Linked DNA regions of Mus musculus: all the other regions are linked to region 2. The links are chromatin loops, found by intact Hi-C in ENCODE. Cell type or tissue: left cerebral cortex. All regions are shown on one strand.

What was found. Hi-C counts contacts between places; a loop is a spot of excess contacts. Peaks named below come from ENCODE experiments on the same cell type or tissue, not always from the same donor. Only the 100,000 strongest peaks of a DNase experiment are listed, where the experiment ranks them.
Region 1: it touches region 2 in a loop (5-fold over the local background); 2 of 42 quality-filtered maps call a loop at or near these places.
Region 3: it touches region 2 in a loop (3-fold over the local background); 2 of 42 quality-filtered maps call a loop at or near these places.

Annotation. Positions count from the first base shown.
Region 1 is chr5:25,755,303-25,763,302 of GRCm38, reverse strand. Actr3b (ARP3 actin-related protein 3B) reads right to left here and starts at 3,330. Exons shown (of 12, transcript NM_001004365.2): 1 at 3,175-3,330. The coding sequence starts at 3,218. In left cerebral cortex, no CTCF peak of the experiment used is centred here; DNase peaks (open chromatin) are centred at 1,537, 2,215, 2,811, 3,362 and 3 more places; H3K4me3 peaks cover 3,746 bases; H3K27ac peaks cover 3,850 bases.
Region 2 is chr5:25,828,715-25,836,714 of GRCm38, reverse strand. Actr3b (ARP3 actin-related protein 3B) reads right to left here. Exons shown (of 12, transcript NM_001004365.2): 7 at 7,046-7,189; 8 at 4,931-5,104; 9 at 4,237-4,329. Among named protein-coding and RNA genes, the nearest start is that of Gm42237, 61 kb to the right of the region's middle. In left cerebral cortex, a CTCF peak has its summit at 4,879 (motif pointing right); a DNase peak (open chromatin) is centred at 4,889; H3K27ac peaks cover 857 bases.
Region 3 is chr5:25,259,868-25,267,867 of GRCm38, reverse strand. Galnt11 (polypeptide N-acetylgalactosaminyltransferase 11) reads right to left here. Exons shown (of 12, transcript NM_144908.4): 9 at 5,715-5,933; 10 at 4,384-4,488; 11 at 2,769-2,906; 12 at 1,950-2,618. The coding sequence ends at 2,487. Among named protein-coding and RNA genes, the nearest start is that of Galnt11, 41 kb to the right of the region's middle. In left cerebral cortex, no CTCF peak of the experiment used is centred here; a DNase peak (open chromatin) is centred at 4,577; H3K27ac peaks cover 478 bases.

The DNA of each region.
Region 1 (8,000 bases), 73 kb after region 2:
GGTAGATGCTGTGCTAGGCTTTTTGATGAAATGCACAAGGGAAGAGCAACAGATTCTATGGCAACCCTTACAAAATTGCACAACCTCTATCTACCAGAAACACCAGACAGACAAAATCGAGGGGCAATATATATATATATTGTTATATCCTTGTTATATATATAACTATCAAAAGGATATATCTTGAAAGACAAAAAAAAAAAAAAAAGACTAAGGAACTCTTCCAGAAGACATGAGCTATAAATAACATAGCGACCAGGCATGGGAGGACATGCAATAGTCAAGAGGCTGAAGCAGGGGTTACATAACAGGACCTCACTCCATCCCCTTAAAAACATGACCACCAAATATAATGAGGCAATGCTAGACAGGATTAGACTCCAAAAAAGACAAGAAACGAAACTGCTCACAAGTGCAGATGGCAGACAGCACAGCACTGCAGCATCCATGTTAACATCTCTGACTTGAATAACTGGTCTGTGATCATGTGAATCCCTGCTCTCGCTCAGAAGGCAGACACTGACCTGTAAGAGGGAGGTGCCGAGAACCTTCTTTTAAGCAGCTCAGAAAAGTAAGAGCGGCACATTAAGGAGTCCAGAGGACACAGTGTGCAAAGCTGCTGAAACTGGAGGGATGCAGCCTGGAGTTTGTTCTCTCCCGGTTCTCAGGGACCTGGAATTGCTTCAAAGTCAGTTTGACTATGTAAAACTACTTTAAACATTTGGGTGAGACGTGAGACTGAATTGGTGGCGTTTTCTCTGGGAGCTCGGCAGCCTATTCATCCTTTAAAAAGCTGAAACTTAATTGTGGGTCTCACAGATACCTTTGTCTGTTTCTATCTTGTCCCCAGCATACTTGTGTACACTCATCTGGTCTCGGGGTTCATCGGATTTGAGGTCACAAAAGAAATGTATTTACTATAAAACACAGGCCAGATGAGCATGTGGGCACACAACTGCAATCCTAATGCTTAGGAGGCTGAGGCAGGAGGATTTCTCCAAGTTCAGTACAAGCTTGGGTTATACAACAAGAAGACTCTATTTAAGAGGGGGTGGGTATCAGAGAGAGAAAGACAGACAGTGAGACAGGGAAGCAGAGAGAGGGCACACTGACAGACAAGACTGGAACTCAGGGTGCAATTCAGTGGTAGAGGCTCCACTTAACAAGATCCCCAGGTTCTACGTCTACTACCACCACCAACACAAAACAAAACAAAAACCTGCCCATCTCATCAGTAGTGCCCACGTGATGAGTCTCCCAAGTGTATTCTGTTCCTCAATCCTGGCTATTTTTAGCTGCACTGTTCTATTCTAAGGTAAAACTCAGTCTAAAATGAGATCTCCCAAGTCTATTATGTTCCTCAGTCCTTGTTATTTTTAGCTGCATTTTACATTTAGTTCTATTCTGAGGTAAAACTCAATCCAAAACAAGAAATGCAAGAATCACTAATACATGGAAGCTGGAACGCTTAGGCTATGCAGTCATCTTCTGCTCACACACTGAACACTGGGGACTCGTGATAGCCACAGGGGCTTCAGTGGCAGAAAACACCCACAGGAAACCCCAGGTCCCTGTCACTGAGTCCAGAGCCTCTGACAGCCTAAAGATGCTAGCCTGAAGCACAGCTTTGGGCCATGACGATCTACTGAAGGTGAAGGTGACATCAGTCACTGACCCCAAAAGGTCAAGACTGAGCACTCTTTAGATCATTATAGCAAGAACAATGGATACGGTGTCAGCTTACTAATAAGAAATACAGCACAGATGGCCCAGGGAGTGCTGCTTTACTGTTAACACTGCGCAGAGAGAGCTTCAAGTCTCAGCAGTTTAGGCAACACAAAGCCAAAGTTCTCACATGCAGACATTAACATAAAAACAATGTTTACATATTGCCCTCATTGCTGACACTTCCAGACTGAAGGGAGTGGCAGATAGAGTGAGACAGTAAGGGGAGCCAACACATGGGGGAATGGTCCACAAGAGCCATACTGATTTGAGCAAGTCTAGGGAAGTCAGCAACTTCTCAAATACAGGGCAACAAAACTTCTCTATAACGTTTATTTCCAAAAGAAAAATTAGCAGAAATAGAACATGTTTTCCAGTCTGTAACCACTGCTGGTTCCGGAGCAACAAAAGGAAAGACACATCAGTAGGAGATGGACTGTAGCAAATTAGAAGACACCCCCACAAGGTTGTCAAGGAAACCAAACCAAGTATATTTTTCTACAGGAAAGAATTGCAAGAGAACATGCCACAGACTATTCGGTGACAAAGGATTACCATCCCTTGAAAAACATTTTAAGAGGCTAAATTTATTTGCAAGCTATTTATGAAGTACTTTGTCAGCAATGCCAGCAGGTACTCCCAAACTCCCAGGTTGGAGGTTTGGCTGCCACCTTCCTAAAATTAGCTAAGCCTGACAGCATAAGCCATTCTTAAGGTCTCTTCTGAAAAATTAACATCTTCAAAAAAGAAAAGAGTTATCTACTTCCCCAAAAAGGAGAGGGCTGTTTTTTTTTCAAAATGTTAGTCTTTTTTTAATGTGTGTGTGTGTGTGTGTGTGTGTGTGTGTGTGTGTGTGTGTGTTTTAAGAGCAAAGATAAGTGTATGCAAACCAAAGCAGGAGCTGGGCTAGGCTGTGCCATTTCAGAGTGGAAAAGAGCAGAGTGGGAAAGGGGACTGGGTGTCAAGTTGACATGGCACGTGTAAACATCTCCACGAGTAGGTGGTTGGTACATCAGTAGGGAAAGGTGACACGCGCGCGCGCGTGAGTGCACAGGATGAGGACAGGTGACAAGCACCCCGGGGATGGGGGGGAGAGGAACTACTCTGAGCTCTCAGGTGCAAGCCCTGCAGAGAAAGTATCTGCAGCAACATCCCGGCAAGGTGCAGCCCACCCGGTAACCCCGCAGCCTCATGCCCTCAGCACCCCATCTTCTCAGAGCCACATCCCTTAACTCTCTAAGCCCTCAGATTGAGCTCCGTCCCCCAGCTCCCACCCCACCTAAGCTCTATCCCTCAAACTCCCCAACCCCTCAGACTGAGCTCTGTCCCTCAGCACACCATCCCTCCGTGCACCATCCCTCCGCGCTCCTCCTGCCGTCTGACCCCGCGGGGAAATGGCTCCAGGACGCCCAGCGAAGCGTGAGTGGGCGCGTGGGGCGCGGCTCTTACCCGGTGCCGCAGTCAACCACGCAGGGAGGCAGCGAGCCCGCCATGCTCGGCCACGAGGCGCTCCGTCCCCACCAGCCCCAGCGTGCCCCTGGGTGCCCAGTGCCAAGGTGCCGGGTCGCAGGCAGCGCCGCTCCCCACCCAGGAGCTGCCGGGAGCCCAGAGGCTCTGCCTCGTGACGTCACTCTACAGTTGGCCAATCGGGGACGCGCACGCTCCGCCCTCTTGTCAGCCATCCTTAGTGCTGGCAGCCCGGCGTTTTAGCCTATGCATCTATCCTGCAGTGGAAGAGATTGGAGTCTATTTTTAACATGCATAAGGTGACTATGACCCCATTTGCGAGGCCTGAATTCTTTCTCTTCTCTCCTTTTTACAAATTGCAATTTTGTTTTGTTATGTTTTGTTTTCGAAACAGGGTTTCTCTGTGTAGCCCATACTGCCCTGGAACTCTTTCGGTAGGTAGTTCAGGCTAGCCCCACTTGCCTCTGCCTCCCTAGTGCTGGGATCAAAGGTGTGCCCCACCACTGCCGGCTTATCTAGCTGCAATTTTTTTTAAAGATTATTGGCTGTGTGTCTATCTGTCGCTATGTCTGCTGGTGTGTGCATGTATGTAAGAGCAGGTGCTCTTGGAAGCCAGAGGCTTAGGATCCCATGCAGCTGAAGTTATAGACAGCTGTGAATGGGCACCAGGAATCTGAATTGGGTCTCCCGGAAGAGCAGCAAGTGCTCTTCGCTGAGCCATCTCTCCAGCCCCTTTCTCCTCTTAATTCTCACTTCAATGTTCACTTTATTCTCTACCCCAACAATCTCTTGATTTTATTTCTAACACTTAAAGCTAGTTTGGGTACTTATTAGTAGATGTTCACCTCTCCTGAATTATAGGTTCTCCTAGGGCAGGGCTTCATGCTTAACACATTTGGTGCTCCGATAAAAATCACCTGAATGTTGAACGAATAAATAACCTTCACTGTAGAAAAATACTTATGACTTTCTATGATAGAGCACTGCATAATGTATCCTGGGAGAAAATCAACATATGCATAATTAGGCTTAAGGAATAAATGACCTTAGTCAATGCCACATCAATATTACTAGGAAATATTTTCTAATATCAAAGATAGGGTGATTATCCAGCATCATTGTGGAAAGGAGACTTAAGAAGGAAAACACCTACCTACTGGAAACCCCACTTGCACCCTAAATGTTAGCCTCTAAAGTTCTTGACTGTGATGCCAAAGGAACTTTCTAGAGATGTATTAATTCACTTGGTCTTTACTGGGACTTAAAGCATTGTGGATTTTCCACAGGAGAAGAATTAGATTAGTTGACCATTCTTGGGTAATTCTTTTTTTTTTTAAGATTTATTTATTTATTATATGTAAGTACACTGTAGCTGTCTTCAGACACACCAGAAGAAGGTGTCAGATCTCATTACGGGTGGTTGTGAGCCACCATGTGGTTGCTGGGATTTGAACTCGGGACCTTTGGAAAAGCAGTCAGTGCTCATACTGGTTGAGCCATCTTGCCAGCCCTTGGGTAATTCTTTCTTTCTTTCTTTTTTCCTGCATGCAAGGGAGCAAATAATCCTAAACCTAAAACAATATTCAGGGGAACTAGAGAGAGAAACAGAAGACAGATAAAGAGGATGGAAGCTCCCAAATGGGACCCAGAACTAGAAGCAAGATATCTTTCCTTCCGTGCATGTTACCAATGCCCTGCCCATTTCGATTGTCTGTCAGTCGGTCTGTTTTTGAAGCCTGGACCAAAGCAACAAAGACCCCACTACAGGCTGTTGGCAATGCCCTGTACTTTAGCATCATTTACTTAATGTACACTTATTATATTGGTCATGCTTTAACAGTGTGAGTGATGATTAATAATGATGTCAAGTCAACAGGACCTAGAACACCTAGAAGCAAACATGCCTGTGAGGGAGTTTCCACATTGTGTTAATTGAGGTGGAAGACCCACCCTAAATGTGGTTGTGGCCCCAGGGAAAATAGGGGAGAGGAGGTTGGCTGAGAAGGGGCACTCATCTTTGCTGACTGCAAGCACAGTGTGGCCAGGGGTCCCATACCTCTTTTGCCATAGCAAGGATGCCATGCTCAAACTGCAAGCCAATTAACACTTCCTTGATATTGCCTTTGCCAGGTGTTTTGTTAAAGCAACAAAAGTAAAATACAAACAGTAAGCAAGTTGTTCACAGGATCTGGCCCTAGAACAGTGGTTCTCAAACATTTCTAATGCTGTGACCCTTTAATACAGATCCTCATCTTGCCACGCCCCCAACCATAAAATCAATTCATTGCTACTTCATAGCTGTAGTGTTGCCACTGTTGTAAATCCTAATATAAACATCTGATATGCAGGACATCTGATATGTGGCCCCCACCAAAGGGGTCTCAACCCACAGTTGAGAACTGCTGCCCTAGACTCTAGTCTGCCACCAGTGATCAGGCGATTGTAGTACAAATGCTAGGTGCAGAAATGCAAGATGTCCAGAAAGCCATTCGAGCACCCCTGACCTCGACTTTTGGATCAAGTAGATGTTTTCCAAAGCCATGAAGTCTAAACTGAAACCCAGAGTATAGATAGAAGAGGAATATGAGCTGTGTGTACTTCTGAGAGAGGAAACCCGGAAAGCCAGGATAACCCCAGAGCCCAAATGTCCTGTTCACTCTACAAGGAGGAAGCGTTACAGAAACCTGAAGCTGCCCAGTACACAGTGTGCCTTTCCATGGACTGTCCACTCTGCATAGGACTTACTGGGACTGATGGCCGCTCCAGTCACTGATAGGAAAAAGATTTTCAGACTTCAGCAATTTCCTCTAGACACCACTAGCCCTGAAGATTATCAAAGATGTTTTTGTGCTATGATTGTGCCTGTTTTCCCCTCACTTGGAAGGCTTGTGAGAAAGGATAAAACATCCAAAGCCATCCTAAGCTACAGGGTTAGGCCCTCTCTCAAAAAAAAATAATCCAAAAATAAAATAGATGTGGACAGCCAGTAGAACACAAACGTATCTAGACACCTTAGAATGAGCAAATTATGTTATCTCATTTTGTAACTGAGACCCATCAGCAATTCTGTGGAATCCTCATGAACCTAGGCATTCTGCCCCAGCAGACCCTGCACCCTGGCCTTGGTCCTCAGGCATCGCCTCATCACTACTCATCACTACTGAAATTCCACAATGCAAAACTGTAATGATAAATCCCCTTCCAAGAGGGATAGAGACCAGACTCTGAAGAAGCAATGTTCCCATCTGTTTCCCCTTTTGTTTCACTAGCCCAATGGACCTCAAACTTCCTAACGATATGACCCTTTAATACAGTTCCTGGTGCTATGGTGACCCCAAACCATGACTGTCGCCCCACCTCAGCCGGCAAGGAAGACACAACACGGTCGGATTCTTCTCAACAGCCTTTATTGCAGGATCGCCTCGATGCTGCTACGGGGACCCAGGGAAGTCTGCTTATATGCACCCCAGCACAGGGAGAGGCTTCGTGGCCCCCTGGGATTGGTCAGTTGGCCGGCACCTAATTTGCATGCACCTGCTCGGGAGGGGTTGGTGCCAGACTCGGGCTTACACCTGCGCTGATGTTGTTTATGACAACGGCACACCGGAAACCGGCGCCATCTTAGAGTTGGCTTCCTACACATGACATTCTTTTCATTGCTACTTCAGAACTGTAATTTTGCTACTGTTATGAATTGTAATGTTTTCTGAAGGTCTTAGGTGATCCCTGTGAAAGAGTCATTCAACCCCAAAAGGCGTCACAACATACAGGTTGAGAACCACTGCACTGACCAATGCCTTTTTTTCTAGTGAATGGGCCAAAAGAAATTACCACAAATGGAGTGGCTTAATACATATACTTACATCATTCAAGAAGCCAATGTCAAGTGTAGATGGGGCTGTGTTCTCTAAAGACTGTAGGGGGTTCTGTTCTGTGCCTTTCACCCACTACCAGGAGCTGCTACACTCCTGGATGCCTTGGCTTGGGCATGTATCACTCTCATCTCTGCCTGCATCATCTACGTTTTCTTCTCTCTCTCTCTCTCTGTCTCTCTCTCTCTCTTTGTAGATGTCCATGCACATGTATGTACATGCATATAGAGGCCACATTTGGATCAACCTTAGGTATCATTCCTCAGATTCCATCCACCTTTTTTTTTCTTGAGGCAGGGTTTTCTCACTGGCCTATAATTCCTCAGGTAGGCTAGGCTGGCTAGCCAGTGCGCCCTAGTAATCTGCCTGTCATCACCTCCTAGCACTGAGATTATAGGTGCACACCATGCATAAATTTTTAACATGGGGTTCTAGGACTCAAAGTACAAGAGCCTGTGCTTGCACAGCAAGTGTTTCCTGTACTCGCTCAGCCATCTCCCAGGCCCTGATCATGTGTCTCCCCTTCTAAGGAAACTAGCTGTGTTGAATTAATTACTGCACATATGCATATATGTTCCAAATAAGATCACATTTACAGACACCAAAGTTAAGACTACAGCATGTCTCTTTAGGAGATGCTGATCGACCCATAATACCAGCTATGCCAAAAGTAGGCATCAGTTCTATGATGATTGTCAAAGGTAACCACTCTGTTTAGAGATGAGCCTCATGACCTTTGAAGTCTGTGGTAGCCAATACCTGCCTAGAGTGTGCTTTGATTTGCAAGAAAAGGGGATAGCTGTGTCATAAAACACACTGTGCTGAAGTGCAAAGGAAGGCAGCTACCTGCAAGCTTAGAAGACACACCATCTTACATTGAAAGCTCCAGGAATCCTGTGCCATTGTCTCTGCTTTGATCATGCCTCGGGCAAAACA
Region 2 (8,000 bases):
CCTTCGTGCAGAACAGACACTAAACACCGGATAATCCAAGAATGGACGAGCTGCTGACAGCAGCTGTCAACTTAGCCAAACTCTAGAAATGGTGTTAATATGCATTTAATATGCCTCCTCCCTGACCCCGGCCCAGCTACGTGAGGATCTGTGGAACAGGACACAAGCTGCTGTCTAATAGTGAGGTATGCTGTACATGGAATTCGCTGTCAGTGGCTCTTAGGCTTCTCAACACATGCACACTCATAGGAAGCTATGAGGTGGCGACTGAATGAATTAGTCAGCTTAACATGGTTTCTGCAGTGGATGCATACATCAAATCAACCTGTCCACACCACAAGCACACACCGTTTTTATGTCAACCATGCCCCCATGAAGCTAAGCGAACAGTCCAAATCTTCAGAGCCATCTTTTATTCTTACTGGTTGTTTTTCTTCTTGCCTGAGAACCTGGACAAGATGTTGGCTCAATGGCCAAGAAAGTCTTGGGTCATTCCACAGTCTAAAGTGAGCCACCCCTTACCCACTCGATCATAAGAAACCCCCTGAAAATCACCAAGGCTGATTGAGCAAAATAGAACAGCCTTGGCCCCACAAGTCTGGATTACTCAAGGAAGGAGAAGGCTCCAAACAAGAAGAAAGATAACCTTCTAGGGCTGAACAGGATACCATGGAACTTGCTCCAAACTCCGTCCATGAGTTCTCCACTGTCTGGATAAAGCTGTGAGACTGGAGGGAAGGCACACAGGAGGACGACATCAGGAACATAACATCCACACTCCTAGGAGAGGGCATTTTACCATCCAGGAATCCATCAGGGTCCAGCAAATGTGTTATTCCCCCTGTCTAATCTGAGTTTCCCTGGGCCCAGACCATGTTGTCCAATCGCTCTGATCCACTGATTGCTACCCCACTGTGAAAGGGGCCTAGGTCACTGGCAAGAATGAAGAAGAGAGGGCCTCAGAACAAAAGTGAAAACAAGAGGCACCCCCTACAGACAGCAGGTGTTGAGCTATACACAGAAAGACACCCGTGTGTGCTACAGATTGTGTCTTCTAACCTATTTTGTTTAGACACTCAAACACCTATATGTCTGTACATTTAGCCACTGTGAAACTGAGGCCACAGGATATTTTTCAAGTGGGCATCCATAATTTTCAATATTCCACTTTCTCATCACACCCTGGCTTCGGGAAGCAGTCCCTTTCTTAATGGTAGTAGTAGAAGCTGTGATGCCCACCAAACACTGCCAGAGCGAGAAGAGTGACCCGAGGGCTGCCCAAGAAGTGAGTGGCAGCTTCCTGAAAGAGCCCAAGACAATGCCAAACTCACTGAGACACCACAATGGCTGCTGCCATAAGAAAGACAAGAACTCCCAAGGTCCATTTCCTGTCAGAATCTAGTTATGGATGGGCTTTGGGACAGGGACTGGCATTTCAAGGGCTCAATATGTGGACAGAAACAGCATGCCTACAGGGAGTGGCCATAGACAACTGTTTGATTCAGTTCTCTAACATATACACACTCAATGCAGCACAGATATTTGTTAATGAGCAATGAATGTCTCAGGAGACAGAGGAGGGGCAGCCTCTTTTGACTCTCCTTTCTCTCCAGAGTAGAGAGCTCAGCTTCATTAAAAACAACACAAAGTCTGGCCAACTCCACTGTCCTCAGCCTTCCCAGCTCAGTGGGACTTGAATTCTATCACTCCCAAGGCTACAATAGCAACTAGCAGCCCCATACCGATCTGGCACCCTACCCACCTGCCACCCTAACCACCCAGCAGCCTACCCAAAGAGAGAACCTGTTAAAAAAATGCTCCTGCCACCCACCAAATTGGCCTGTGGTTAAGTCTATAGTACATTTCCTTGACTGATTGATATGCTAGGGTTCAGGTCTCTGGGGGTGGAACCATCCCTAGGCTAGTGGTCCTGGATGCTATAAGAAAACAGGCTGTGTAAGCCACGGGGAGCAAGCCAGTAAGGAGCATCCCTCTATGGCCTCTGTATCAGCTCCTGGCTGCAGATTCCTGCCTTGAGCACCTACCCTGGCATCCCTACATGATGGGCTGTGATTGGGACACAGAAGCCAAACACTGTTCATCCCTCGGGTTGTTTCTGGTCATAGTGTTTATCACAGCAATAGAAACCCTGAGACAACTCCTGTATATCTACTACCTTCTTATACACACAAACGCAGCTCATGTACACTAGTTACTGTCACAAACTGGATGGCCAGGCAAGCTAAAGCCTCTACAGCCCACAGTAGAGGAGTGGTTCTCCTAGGGAGAAGTAGGCAAGGTTTTCTTCTCACTATCTCTTCTGCGACGGGCAGAGTGACTCAGTAGGGAAGGCCTAAGCTTATCAAAGATACAGGAAACTGGTTCAAAAGCCAACCTTGCCATTTAGCAGTTAACATGATCCACCCAAATACATACAAGTTCAAAGATACAGTATACTCTAGACCCCCTGCATGCAGAAACTTCACTAACTCAGAGCTGTATGGATGGGCTTTGGGACAGGGACTGGAATTTCAAGGGCTCAATATGTGGACAGAAACAGCATGCCTACGGGGAGTGGCCATAGGCAACTGTTTGATTCAGTTCTCTAACATATACACGCTCAATGCAGCACAGATATTTGTTAGTTGATTAAGGCCTACAATTAGTAATGTGCTTTCAAGAATAATCTGTTCAGCCGGAAGAAGCTCAAGGTTGCTTCTCAACAGCCACAGGGCCTGGAAAGCAACGAGACACAAAACTCAATCTGGAAGTATGTGTGTGACTGTATAGTGACCCTCAGCACAAGACTAATGAAAGCTATACAAATAATCCAGCAAACAGAGCATTAAGGCAAATGACTACAAGTTTAGAGTCAACCTAGACTGCACAGCAATATCCTGTAAAGAATAAGGAAATGCAAGTAACTATTAAACCCCTTGCACTATACTCATATGAGTTGCATGACAATAGCTGTTTTCCCACCAAAGACTTTTCCATGGGAATTTACTCCGTTCTTTCAAAAGGTATGTAGTGTCTAGTATGGAACAGAGCAGTAGTTAATACATTTTGACTAAGCACCTTTCTCTGTATAAAATGTAGATGCCTGTGTGTGCATAGTGTAATGTGAGGTCATGAAGCTGAGTCAAAGGCTTGATGCACACATGCAATGTTAGCTGAGGATGAAGGCTTGATGCACACATGCACATGTTAGCTGAGGATGAAGGCTTGATGCACACATGCACATGTTAGCTGAGGATGGCTTAATGCACACATGCACATTAGCTGAGGATGAAGGCTTGATGCACACATGCACATGCTAGCTGAGGATGGCTTAATGCACACATGCACATGTTAGCTGAGGATGGCTTAATGCACACATGCACATGTTAGCTGAGGATGAAGGCTTAATGCACACATGCACATGTTAGCTGAGGATGAAGGCTTGATGCACACATGCACATGTTAGCTAAGGATGGCTTGATGCACACATGCACATGCTAGCTGAGGATGAAGGCTTGATGCACACATGCACATGTTAGCTGAGGATGGCTTAATGCACACATGCACATGTTAGCTGAGGATGAAGGCTTGATGCACACATGCACATGTTAGCTGAGGATAATTTTTGCTCTTGCTAACCAGCTGTCAGCTATTATTCCTTTCATGTAACAATGACTAGATTTCTCTCATTTCAGTCTTACATTTCCAGACAATCAAAGAATTTTGGAAAACTTCTCCACGTGCATATTTGTACTTACTGCCATGCTAACCTCAGCACTGACCGTAAATACCCAGCAAAGAATAAGAGCGGTTCCCAGAGAGCCTGAGCAGGACAAACCTTCCTCTTTCAATTGGTGTGTATGGCTCAGGCTGTGTAACTCAATCCAGTTTGGCAGTCAAGACAAAAAGACAGCTCATGCCAGGCATGGAGACACAGGGTTTGAAACCCCAGTGCTAGGGAGGAGGGAGACAGGAAAGTCATGTCTGGGCTCAAGCAGAGGAGGGAGGGGAAGGGAGGAAGAAAAGAGTTTGAAAAGTCCCTTTATTGGCTGTGTCATATTCCCAGCGTCCCACTCCTCCCTTCTCTGAGTCAAAGCTCTCAGTTATACACAACTGGAACGCGTTTCCTGCCGGGAGCAGGAAAGCAGTGATGAAGACATGCTTCATGGATAGGCAACAACTACAGGCCTTTTATGTGGGAAGGAAGTCAAAACACCTTACCCAAGAAGTTTATACCTTATACAGCGGCCGGCGCACATCTATGGGACAGCTCTGTATGACTTCATCGACAACATCCGAGATGGACTCCATAAAGTCTGGGTTGGCAAACTATATTTCATACGAATATGAAAGAAACATTATACACTTTCTCAAATAACACAAACTATTTTCAAACAAAATGTTAAGACTTCATTTTTACTTTTAGTGATGTACTTTGCTATGCGTGTGGGTGTGTCTGGGTGTGGGTTTGAGCATCTGAGTGCAGTGCCCGCAGAGACCAGAAGAAGACAGCATATCCCCTGGAGCTGGAGTTTCAGATAGTTATGAGCCAGTTCACCAGCTGGGCATTCACTGATTTTACACGCACAGTCACAAAACACTCTGGCTTAGTGTTACTTTCATACAGGGGTCAATGCACACAGTCCTTGAGATTTGTGACTGCTTTATTCCTACAGGTCCCTGGTGATCAGTTTCAAATCCATTTCTTCCATTGCTCTTCAGAGATCTTCCTCATGCCCAGGATAACCCCAACCTTAACTGTTAAAGTGGGTAAGCCTACAGCAAGGCGCTCCAGGCAACCATGCTGCAGAGGGAACCACCATGTGAAACCAACTTGCTCACTGGGTCCCTTTACTGGGAACTGCTGCTTCTGCACACTGGAGGGCAGCATCGTTCCACATATACTACTCAGTACACTCAGACATCTTACCTCAGGGTGAAAGAATATTTCTGGTCCCAGGAACCTTTCATAACCAACATCTATAATGAACTTCTTCTGGTTGATGGCATTGATCCCTGTGTACTGTTTGATCCACTTCCGAGGATCTACGTCATACTTAGCAAATTCTCTGACAATATCCGGGCAAATGTAGCAGTACTTCTCCTGTATGTACACAAAAAAGACATGGCCAAAGCATTGATAAGTACCAACGTCTCTGCCCTCTGACAAATACACAAGAACCCACATCTTACAGACACCTCTGAATTCATCTCTGCCTACACTGTAACTCTTGTGTGATTGACCCATCAAGCATGTGTCCTGCTGTCTTTCAGCTTAAGCATGACTACACTTGAATAGGTAAGTCTGTTTTCTCTGCAATGGTTACACATCACTTCCATGTTCTCCCTAATTCTGTTGCCATATTGTCTGAAATAATATCTATAAAACATCAGCTCCTTGTCTCCACCCAGGCTTTGCTTGCCCCCTCAGGCTCCCTGTCAGGTGCCAGCCTCACTTCGAGACCAGCAAACTAAGCTTGGCCCATTCTAGAATTCAGAAGTCAATTGCATGAGAGAGAGACAGAGAGAGAGAGAGAGAGAGAGAGAGAGAGGAGAGGGAGGGAGAGGGAGAGAGGGAGAGAGGGTGAGAGAGAGGGAGAGGGAGGGAGGGAGAGAGAGAGAGAGAGAGTGTGTGTGTGTGTGTGTGTGTGTACACAACGCATGCGTGCCTAAGGAAATGCTATCTGTCCTCCTGTTAAATGTTTGCTTGATCCCCTGCCCTTGCTGGTTAGGTATTCTAAGTCACTTGATCAACCCTGCAGATACACAGTCCATGAAACACTTAGGTCCCTCTCAGAGGCCATCTAGCTCAGAGTCAGACACTAGGTGACTGAAATAAGCAAACATCATGAGATCAGTTGGCAGCTACTATAGAATAAGAGCAGAATCAGGCGAGAGCACTGGGGCTGCCAAGAGATGGCTCCCACTGAGGAAAGGGAAACAAAGGCTGAGGGGAAACCTTGGAAATATTTTAGTCTACAAAGAAGTCTGAGGACATCTTTTCAAACCTCTCCCCACCATGGAAGGACCAGCTTTTCCCTTTTGCTTGAGGACTTCGAGTCTCCCCAGTCCTGGGAAGCCCAAGCCCACGAGGGAGAGACAGGTGGCATTTTTTTCTGTAGGAGCCATCCCTCTACCTGTCCCATCCCAAAAGGATTGTTCTCAACTAGCATCAGCCAAAATTCAGAAATCTCGTCCCCTGAAACTTTGAATTCAACCAACCTCCAGAGATGCTTGGCTGAGAGGAAACAGCAGGAAAGTTACCCCTCTATGCTGCAGCTCCGAACCAGAGCTGTGTGAGGTCACATGTCATACCCCACCTCAGACCCTTCTCCAGATTCAAACAAAATCCTCCCTCCTCTCGATTTATGATAACCAGCCTTGAACACTCAGGAATCTCTTGCATTTTGATTCTTTTTTAATGTTTTAGTTTTGCTAGATGAGAAGAAAAATTCCTTTTAAAAGTCTGTAACTGCCATGCCCACACCAATAGGAAGATGGGTGAGGTCAAGTAGACCCTCTAAATAATGACCTAAGAGTCACTTTGCTCTTTTGTTACTAAGTTCACATTTTCCTGTCACTGTCGTAGCATGTAACTGAGGTCTGGAGACAGGCAGGTGGATTCTGTTTAAGGACCCTGAGATCTAGACTGGCAGGGTTCTGAGGACTCTCAGGACACAAAGCATGCAGACACCTCTGGATTCCTGACAGCTACTGCTGCGACTCGCCTCCTGATTCTAAACGGAAGCACGGAGGGAGATGGGGAAGCAGCATGCAGCTAATTGAAGGTTTGGTTTAATTAGACTCCAATTAAACAACGCTCTACTCCACACACCGGTGGCTCAACACCAGCTCGGAAGCCGCTCTCTGTGTAGGAGAGCACGCTGAGCCTCACGTCCCCAGCACACTAAACTCAATGGCAAAACAACCAAAGCCCACACTCTCAGGGGATAGGAAGGGAGCAGGAGGGGCAGTGGCATTGAGGGGAACGTCCAAGCACCATCTCCCTCACCCCCAAACCAGCCAGGTTCCCTTCTGTTTTTACCTTGATGGCTTTTGCGGTTTCCAGTGACTGCTCAGGAGGGATTCCCACCTCCCTCTCCCTTAGCAGCTGTTGAATGAAATACGTAATATCTCTACCTGCAATTGGGATGTGTTTGATGCAGCTTCCAATTACATAACCTTCTGCCTGGAGAGGGGAGGAGAGGAGAGGAGGCAGGACAGCCACGTCAGTAACCACAGTCCAGAGCCCGTGCACTCAGGAGGTCCCCACCCTCACCTTCCCAGATGTCCGCCCTTCTGAGCACTGAACTAGCATTGAATGGCTCCCACTTATAAGGTTCAGTATCTGTGGTCTTTTTAAATGACAGCATCTGAAGTTCCATTAATATTTAAAGTTCTGAATGACTCCAATAACCTGAAATCTCCATAAGCAACCAAAATGTTCCCACTAGGAACATGTAGGCAACGACACAGAATGGCTCGTTTCTAGAAGGTGCTGCTGCCTGAGAGAAGAGCTAACCTGACAGTGAAGCCTTCCTCTAAGTAGGCTGAACAGGCTGTCTGTGCACTGTTAAACCACCGATGAGGCTCCTCCTAACTCAAAGTTAGCCACTGTGGAAAAACACAGAGGGCTGTGATCCCCAGAAGCCTGGATCCAAACCCTGGGTCCGGGCTCCTAACCTCCATCCCTAGTGTGGAGCAAATACCCTGCGGGCATTTACAGTGTTTATGAAATAAAACCCTGCCGGTCACACATGGGCTTTAAGGGCAGATACTAATAAGGATTCAAGAAATGGCTCTGTTCAGCACATTGAAAGCGATTCAAAGAAGCTAACCAACCAGTGCTAGCTAAGACCAGTGCAACTTAGGATCTGGATTCTTCATGATGCCTTTCTGAGCTACGAAAGGCATGTCTGTGAGGGGCCTGTGGGAGTCCACAATAACTCTGCTTCAACTAGCAGGAGTGCCTAGAGTCCACCTGCCCACAGCAGTGAGGG
Region 3 (8,000 bases), 570 kb after region 2:
AAAGGCTCCCGAGTTGAGACAGAAGACAGGGATCCTGCCTTCTGTACAAAACTCTCATATGCATGAGGTTACCTATAAATGTCCTTTCTTAGGCTGAGGACTAATTTTTTTAAAGATTTGTTTATTTATTATATGCAAGTACACTGTAGCTGTCTTCAGACACTCCAGAAGAGGGCATCAGATATCATTACGGACCATGTTGCTGGGATTTGAACTCAAGACCTTCAGAAGAGCAGTCAGTGCTCTTAACTGCTAAGCCATCTCTCCAGCCCAGGCTGAGGACTTCTCCTTCCACTTCCAGCTCTCCCCTCCTCCTACCAACACTTTTATGTAGACTAAACTTTTAACTTCATAGGTAATGGTTAGCTCCATGTACAACAAATAAGCTGTCTGCCAGAACTCTACACAAATGAGCACACTTGTATGAGCTGGCGGCTGGTGGATCATCTGTCCCACTGGTGCTGTGGAAGGTTATGTCAAAGAAGCCTAAACTGAGCGCACAGGAGTGGACACTGTCATCTGGTGAGGACCCTTGGATTATTTCCCACACTCTTCAGAGGGTCTCACGAAGCCCTTTGGTGGATATATACTGTGCTGTTCTTCCTGGCTCAGAGGTCTGGTGACAAGCTCTTCCTACCTCTCTTCATTCTCCAGGCAGCGTTTTTGCTGAGTTACCATATCCTGCCAAACTGTTCTTGCCACTTTTTTTCCACTTTGGATAATAAATGAAAGCTGCTGTGGACATCTTAAGTGCTGCCCTCAGTGTTTCTGAGCCCCTTGGCTGAGCAGCAGGAATAGTGTGGTTGTGTGTGTAAGGCTTGCCCACCTCTCCAGGGCTGCACTCTGCTCTGCCCTCGGGCTGCTTGCCACTCGTTCCTGATCCCACCAAGTCTCATCTTAACTAGAGGACTATCAATTGCACTGGCAAGCCAGCTTGCTATATGAATAATTTTGTTTCCTATTTCATTTCTGTTCTGACATTTCATATTTACTTCTACCTTGAGCTTCAAATGTACTTTTTTCTATCTAAGATAGGATTTTAAGATTTAATCTCAATTGTCCAAGGAATTTGTTAGCATATCATACACTCGGCTGTTTTCAACCACCTTTTTCATTTGTCTTCTACCCACAAGTGGAAGTGGATCAGTTTCAAACTATCTAGAGGTCTTATAGTTGATTTTTATTTGATACTTTGGACTGTAGTTTACCTGACATAGACATACGTGGACCTGACATACATGAGAACATGGGTTCTGGTGTTGAGTGGAGTGTTTCCCAACCAGGTCAACTTAGCAATAGTATGTATTGTCAAGGTGTCTGTCAGGTTTTAAAAGGCATGCTGAAATGTCTCACCGTAATTGTAGGCAGATATGTTTGTTGGAATTTCTAGTTCTGGCAGCATGTATTTGGAAGCTGTTAGCTATAGAAATGTTTGGGATTATTTCTTGTGGATGAAAGACCCCTTTCTACCTCTAATAGCACTCCCTGCTGAAACCTCCATGTTAACACAGCTCCATCACGCAGATATGTGGATTATGTCCATTCACAGTAACGCCTGCCCATCCATTCCTTTCTGTCGGAGCTGCAGTTGCTCTTGCCTTTCTATCCACTCTTCTGAAGGAACCCACTCCTGTGTTCAGTAACACGGCATTCAATGTGGTCACTGCTGGGTTTAAATCCACTTCTTGCCTTTTGTTTCCTAAATGGACCAGCTGACCTTTGAAGTCTACAACAGGGAGATTTTTCTCTAAGATCTTTCCACTTAGGAGTTTGAAAAGAGAGTTTCACAGGCAAACTGGTGTATCCAAATTCACTCAGGTCAAGCTAAGGAACTGCCACTTCCTGAAGTTTGCAACTGCTGTCTAGCTTAACAGGCCATCAGCTATATTCCCAAGTCATCCAGACAATAGGCTGGCCCCAAAGCAAGACAGAGATAGAAGAGTCAAACATCCTAGTTAAATGATCAAAAAGATCCTTTATTTAATGTAGACAGACAATATTAAGTCATCAAAATAATTTATAATAGTTAAATGCCTCTTAAATATACATGATATCTTCTGAAGCTAAAAGTAATATGCACTCAACCAGTTTTTAAAATCTATTTGGAACATTAGGCATGATAGAAATAGAAAAAAATCTCTTATGAAGTCCTCTATGAAAGGAAATTGTGACAAGTTCCTGATTGGACAGAAACAATTCCATCTCCAAGGGAGAATGCGAAAAACATAAATATGAATACAAATGCCTACTTCCTGGGTTTATACTCTGTAGACCCAACTCTTTAGAATTATTTTCTGTTTTCCCTGGATAAACAAGAATCCCTTAACAGCAGCTCGGAAGTAAACCCAAATCCCAGTGGCGCTCCTGAGATGGTCGCCCTCCACCAAGGTTCTTGTCTGCTGCAGTCAGCAACCTTAAAGCACCTTGATTTATGGCAGGCATGACAAAACCAGGTGAATTATGTTGTGTCCAGCCAGGGCCCACCTTTAACCTTCTAGACGCCACTGTTGAGAGGAGGAGCCATCGCAGATCGCCATGCCAACGTAGCCCTTCTGATCCATCAGGTCCATAACTCTCAGGCACTGCCCAACGGACACTTGGTACAGCCGGTTGTTCTTCTGAAGGGGAAAGAAAAAGGACTTGCTTTTATGTAAAAACAAATATTCTTGTAGCATGCAGGGAAGATGCAGGAACATCAGGACTAGATAAAGCCCAGGTTCCTGTCCTCCTTATAAACAAGGAACCTTGTTTATAAGCAAGCTTCTCACCCCAAAGGTCCACTGCTGGGATCCTCCTGACCCATGGCACTTCATGAGTCGGGGTGGATCCGATGAGCGAGTTTCTGACATGTCAAGGCAAAGGAGGTTGTTTAAAATCAATTCATGGTCTTCATTATAAATCCAGACCTAGTAAGAAAAGCAAAAAAATTACTTTAAAGAACAAGTGCTGCTTTAGGTACTGCAGCGGCCTGGATAAGGCTTCAGTGTGTTCCGTGTAGTCTCCACAAGCAGACACACTGGTCGGCCCCAGCACCACCGCAACCATCTCAGTCAATTGGGAGGTGAAGGAGGCCTTCTGCCCCTGGGTCACTAGGGAGTCCTTGAAGTGCTGCCCTTCTCTCCCTTTCACTCTTGAACAGGCCTTGAAGAGCTTCCTCTGTCATTTGCTTCCACAACTGCCCCCTTTGCTGTGGCCTCATGACATCACACACGTGAACATCAGCCATGATCAGAGCCCTCCAAAACTGAGGCCAAAGCAAGCCACTCCTCTTTCTCTTCTCGGCCACCTTAACACAGTGTTATTCCAAAGGAACCCAGGCAGTGGCCCACTGATTTAACTGAATTTAAGTGATCACATCATTGTAAATTGTTTCCAGTTTTAGAGTCTGGTCACAGCCCTGTAAAGCATCAGAGAGCTCAGGAGGTGTGGGCAAGACCATGACAAGCTGATGTTTTACCACTGCCCATCTGCTGGGTAGTGGTGTGCATAAGCTGTTCTAGCCCAGACCTTCTGCAGAGTGCCACACCCCATTTCAGGTAGCAATGTCTGTTGCAAGATGATGGATTTTACCTGGGTCACCCTGAAGCAGGGTTTCCCTTGGATGTAAATGCAAATGCTCTTGGTTTCAGGCTCCAGCCTCAAACAGGGTAAGTATTTTTCAGTGAGACACTCTGCAGCAGGTGCTAGAACACCCAGTCTTGCTTCAGGCCCTGCACTGGCCACCTGAAGCCAGTACAGCCAAGGAACTGCACTGTTTATTATGCAAGGAGCAGCAGTATCAGTGTAACAACAAAGCACATTTAACCAGTTAACTCGTGCCTGGTCTGGCTCAGTGGGGAAAGACACCTGCTATCCTCAGTTCCATACATGAGTCAAAAACTGACTGCCCCATGTGTGTGTGCTCTAACCATTTTTCTTAAGCAGTCTATTCTAGAAATATCCAGGTATACATTCTACTTATCAAATGGCCAAGTGTTTCCTTCTATTCCTATGTGATACCAATGCTAACTCTAAAATGGAATGGCCATCACAGGCCAGTCCTGACAGCGCCTGTGGTCTAAATCACTGTTAGGTTATGCTGCCAGCCTGAACAGTAACAAATCAAAATAAATTATCTGCTTACATTTTAATATTAAAAAGACAAACTAAGTGAAATTAAGTGGATGAAATGAATCAAAATTCTGTTGTGGTGTCCCCTAAAAGCCATAAACTGGTCAGAAAAATCTGACTCTGGTTCATCTATTGAGGACTTTAAGGTTTGAAGAAGAGCACTTCCCTTGCCACTTAACCACTAGTGGCATTGCAGCCATTGTCAAGGATCTCTAACCTTCAGGACGGTGCTCCCTTCCCCCGGGTGACTGTGCACGGGGAGGTGTGACCCACCTGAGTTGGGTCTCCGTAGTCACAGGTCTTAAGCAGCACTAGGCCTCCTTTCTGGCTGGAGCGGCCCTGGGCCACCAGGCATTTGTTGGTCTGCAAGTGGTAGAGCTGCAAAAGAAGACAGTGCCCTTGGGACTCCCTCCCATGCAGGCAGAGTGGGAAGTGCTGTCCACAGTCCCAGGAAAGCACCCACGCAGCACTAAGATGAAGATGAAGAAATAAAGCCAAGCATGGTGAGTTGGGCCTGTCATTCAAGCAGTCATGGAGCTGAGGCAGGAGATCATGAATATGTGGACAGCCTGGACTAAAGAACAAAACCCTATGTACATGCTGATCTGGAAAGCTCTATGCTGGAAAGGTTATCAACTATATGGGCACAAAATATTTGCCTTTTCTTAGAACACCCAGTAAACTCCTAGATAGTTGTCTGGGGCTTTATAAATGAGGAGAAAAGTACTAGGCTCAGTTCTCCTAAAATACAAAAGCTGGGAGCTATGCCCTTAGGAAGTTAAAGAGGGAGATAAGAACAGCAGTGTGTGTGCTGTCTGCACAGGTGTGGACGAGCACACCTTTGTGTGTGCATGCTCATGCAAGATTCCCTACCACCACCTTGGTCACTGAGGCACACACAGGGTCTCCCAGACCCAGAGCTCATCAGCTGGGTTTGTTCTAAGGATCCTGTCTCTGCCTTCCAAGCACTGGGATTACAAGTAGACCACCACACCTGCCCAGTGTCTACATGGGTCCTAAAGATCCGAAACTCTGATCCCCACACTGGGCTACAAAGTGCTTTATCAACTGAGCCATCTCCCCAGCCTCCAGAAAGCCAGTTTTAGAAATGACTTAGACAATGTAACTTAGAGGGCAGCCCCCTAAGCTGTAAACTTGACTGAAAGGGTCTGGTGTGCCTTCTGCTAACCTCAGGAGTGCCATGTGCTGGTGTGAAACCTTACTACAGGTCACACTGATGAACTGTCGCCTCAGTCTCTGTCTGCAGTCGGCTCCAAGAGCTGAGTCTCGACAGGAACAGCTGCTGCATTCCTGCTTATCCCTGGGAAGGGTCCTTCGGGCCTCACACTGCCTGTGTTCCCGATTGTGTCTCTGCTCTTGGAAGACAGCACAACCTACAAAAGGTCTCAGTCCCTCCAAGGCAGGGAGCACAGGTAAGTAAGGCCCTTGCCCTTAGTGAAAACCGCAAACACGTTTAAGATCTCTAAGCTTTTCTACTCAAGCAGAAAGAAGGCCCCAAAGAGAACATTCCATTTCTACTATCACAGCACCCCAATCTCTCCCTGCCCCTCCTCCCCAGGGAGCCCTCAAGACTGCCAGCTCACCCTTCCACGCTGCAGGACTCTGGGGCGCTTGGGTCCTCTGTTGATGAGAACGGGCTGCTGAGGTTTGGCATTCGGGCCAGGTATCTGCATCTCAGGGTAAATATTATCCAAATACCACTTGAATGACTGACAGCCCAGTTTCTTCCTCAATTCAACACGCTCACTGATATTCCCGAAGCTTTTGTTCTTCAAATCAGGTCTTAAGGAAAAATATTGCTCCTAGGTTTAAAAGAGAATGAAATTTGCTAGAAATATATATTCAGTGAGGAGTCCTGGGTTTTCTTAATGTCACTACCATAACATAAACTCAATAAATTCCGTTTCACAGAAGACAATGGGAAACTCTAAGTCAGCAGACTATGTATCAGATGAGTGACTGGCAAACTCTAGCGTCTAATCTCCTACTCTCAACATGAGTTGATTCAGGATCCTTAGCTATGTATCCTGACCTTGTTAACAATTAAAACTGAGCCAGGCATGGCTGCGCACCCCTTTAACCTCAGCACTAGAGAGGCTGAGTAGGCATATCTCTGTGACTTCAAAACCAGCCTGCTCTCCCGAGGGAGCTGCACGCCAGTCTAGACTCTCAAAAACATCACCACGAACCAAAATAAAAAATAAAAGACCTCAATGTAGTTTTAGGTTTTTAATTAAGAGAAACTCTTTCTCAATACAAAACCTTGTGGTTTTTATTAGGTGGCTCACATGCATCACCCTGTTGCCGTGTTGTTTTAATCAGAAAGTGCTATTATGGTGATGTGGGCCGCGTGCCTTGGAGAATGTGTGGCCGTCAGTACAATTCTGTGGGGCTGGCTCTCTCCACCTTTAGGTAAGACTCAGGACTTGAACAGCAAGCACTTTAGCCACTGAGCCATCTCACTGTTTTAAAAATACAGCCTCATGAGAAAATGTAGTTGAGACAGAAGAAATATTTTTAAATTCCTATTACAAGTAATTGTAGTTATTCTTGCATTAAATATTTAATACAATAACAGTTTTTTGTAGTTTTTTTTTTTTGAACAGTGCAAACATGCAGCTTAGACTGGCTTCTAATTAATAGTCCTGCTTCAGCCACCCCAGCACTGGGATCACCACCACACAGCAGCACGCCTAACTTATAACTCATAGTTACCACAGTAAATAAGAATCATACCAAGCCGGGCGTGGGGGCGCACGCCTTTAGTCCCAGCACTTAGGAAGCAGAGGCAGGCAGATTTCTGAGTTTGAGGCCAGCCTGGTCTACAAAGTCTACAGAGTGAGTTCCAGGACAGCCAGGGCTATACAGAGAAACCCTGTCTCGAAAAACCAAAAAAAAAAAAAGAATCATACCAGTAGGGCTGGTGAGATGGCTCAGCGGGTAAGAGCACCTGACTGCTCTTCTGAAGGTCCCGAGTTCAAGTCCCAGCAACCACATGGTGGCTCATAACCACCCGTAAGGAGATCTGACTCCCTCTTCTGGGGTGTCTGAAGAAAGCTGCAGTATACTTACATATAATAAATAAATAAATGTTTAAAAAAAAAAAAGAATCATACCAGTGAAATGCACATTTGGCTTTGTGTTCTCTTTGGATGATCTTCTTACACGTGCAAGACTTAGAAAACACGTACTAGTCACTTGGAAACGCTGGTCTACGGCTCTGCAGTCTTTCCAAACACTGATACACTTCACCTAGTGGCACACTTACAGCTTATAACGGCTTTTATTGTGTGTTGCTTCTGAAACCGGGACTCACTGTATATCCCTGGCTGAACTAAAACTCACTATGTAGACAAGGTTGGCCTTAACATCATCTGTCTCTACTGGGACTAGAGGCGACCAAGTCCTGAAGACTTTTTTTTCTTCCAATCTTTTACTTGAGAGTGGAATTTGATCATTTCCATGACTGGGGTCGATTTGAGAAGATGCTGCCGGGTGTCATATGCAGCGCTCCTGGAGAGCAGTACAGCGCAGCACTCTGCTCACACTGCTGCCTGGGAAAATCAGCATCAGGGAGGAAAAAGGAGCCATCCGATGAGCTGACACTAGAGCGCCCAAGGAAATGTGGCATGGATCATTGACAGAGCTCTCTCTCTCTCAAGGTCCCCCTGCTCAAACCCACATAACAAAGGCCTTCTACTCTCCATTTTGGCAACTTCCATGACAAGAGAATAATAATATACAAGGAGCTGAGTTCCACAGAGCTCTGGGTTAGGAGAGGGAGGAGACAAACAGCCTTGGCATGCTTGGAGCCCAGCTTCCTCCTCCTCAGCACGTCAAGGCCTGGGCATCTGCTGCCATTTACCTTC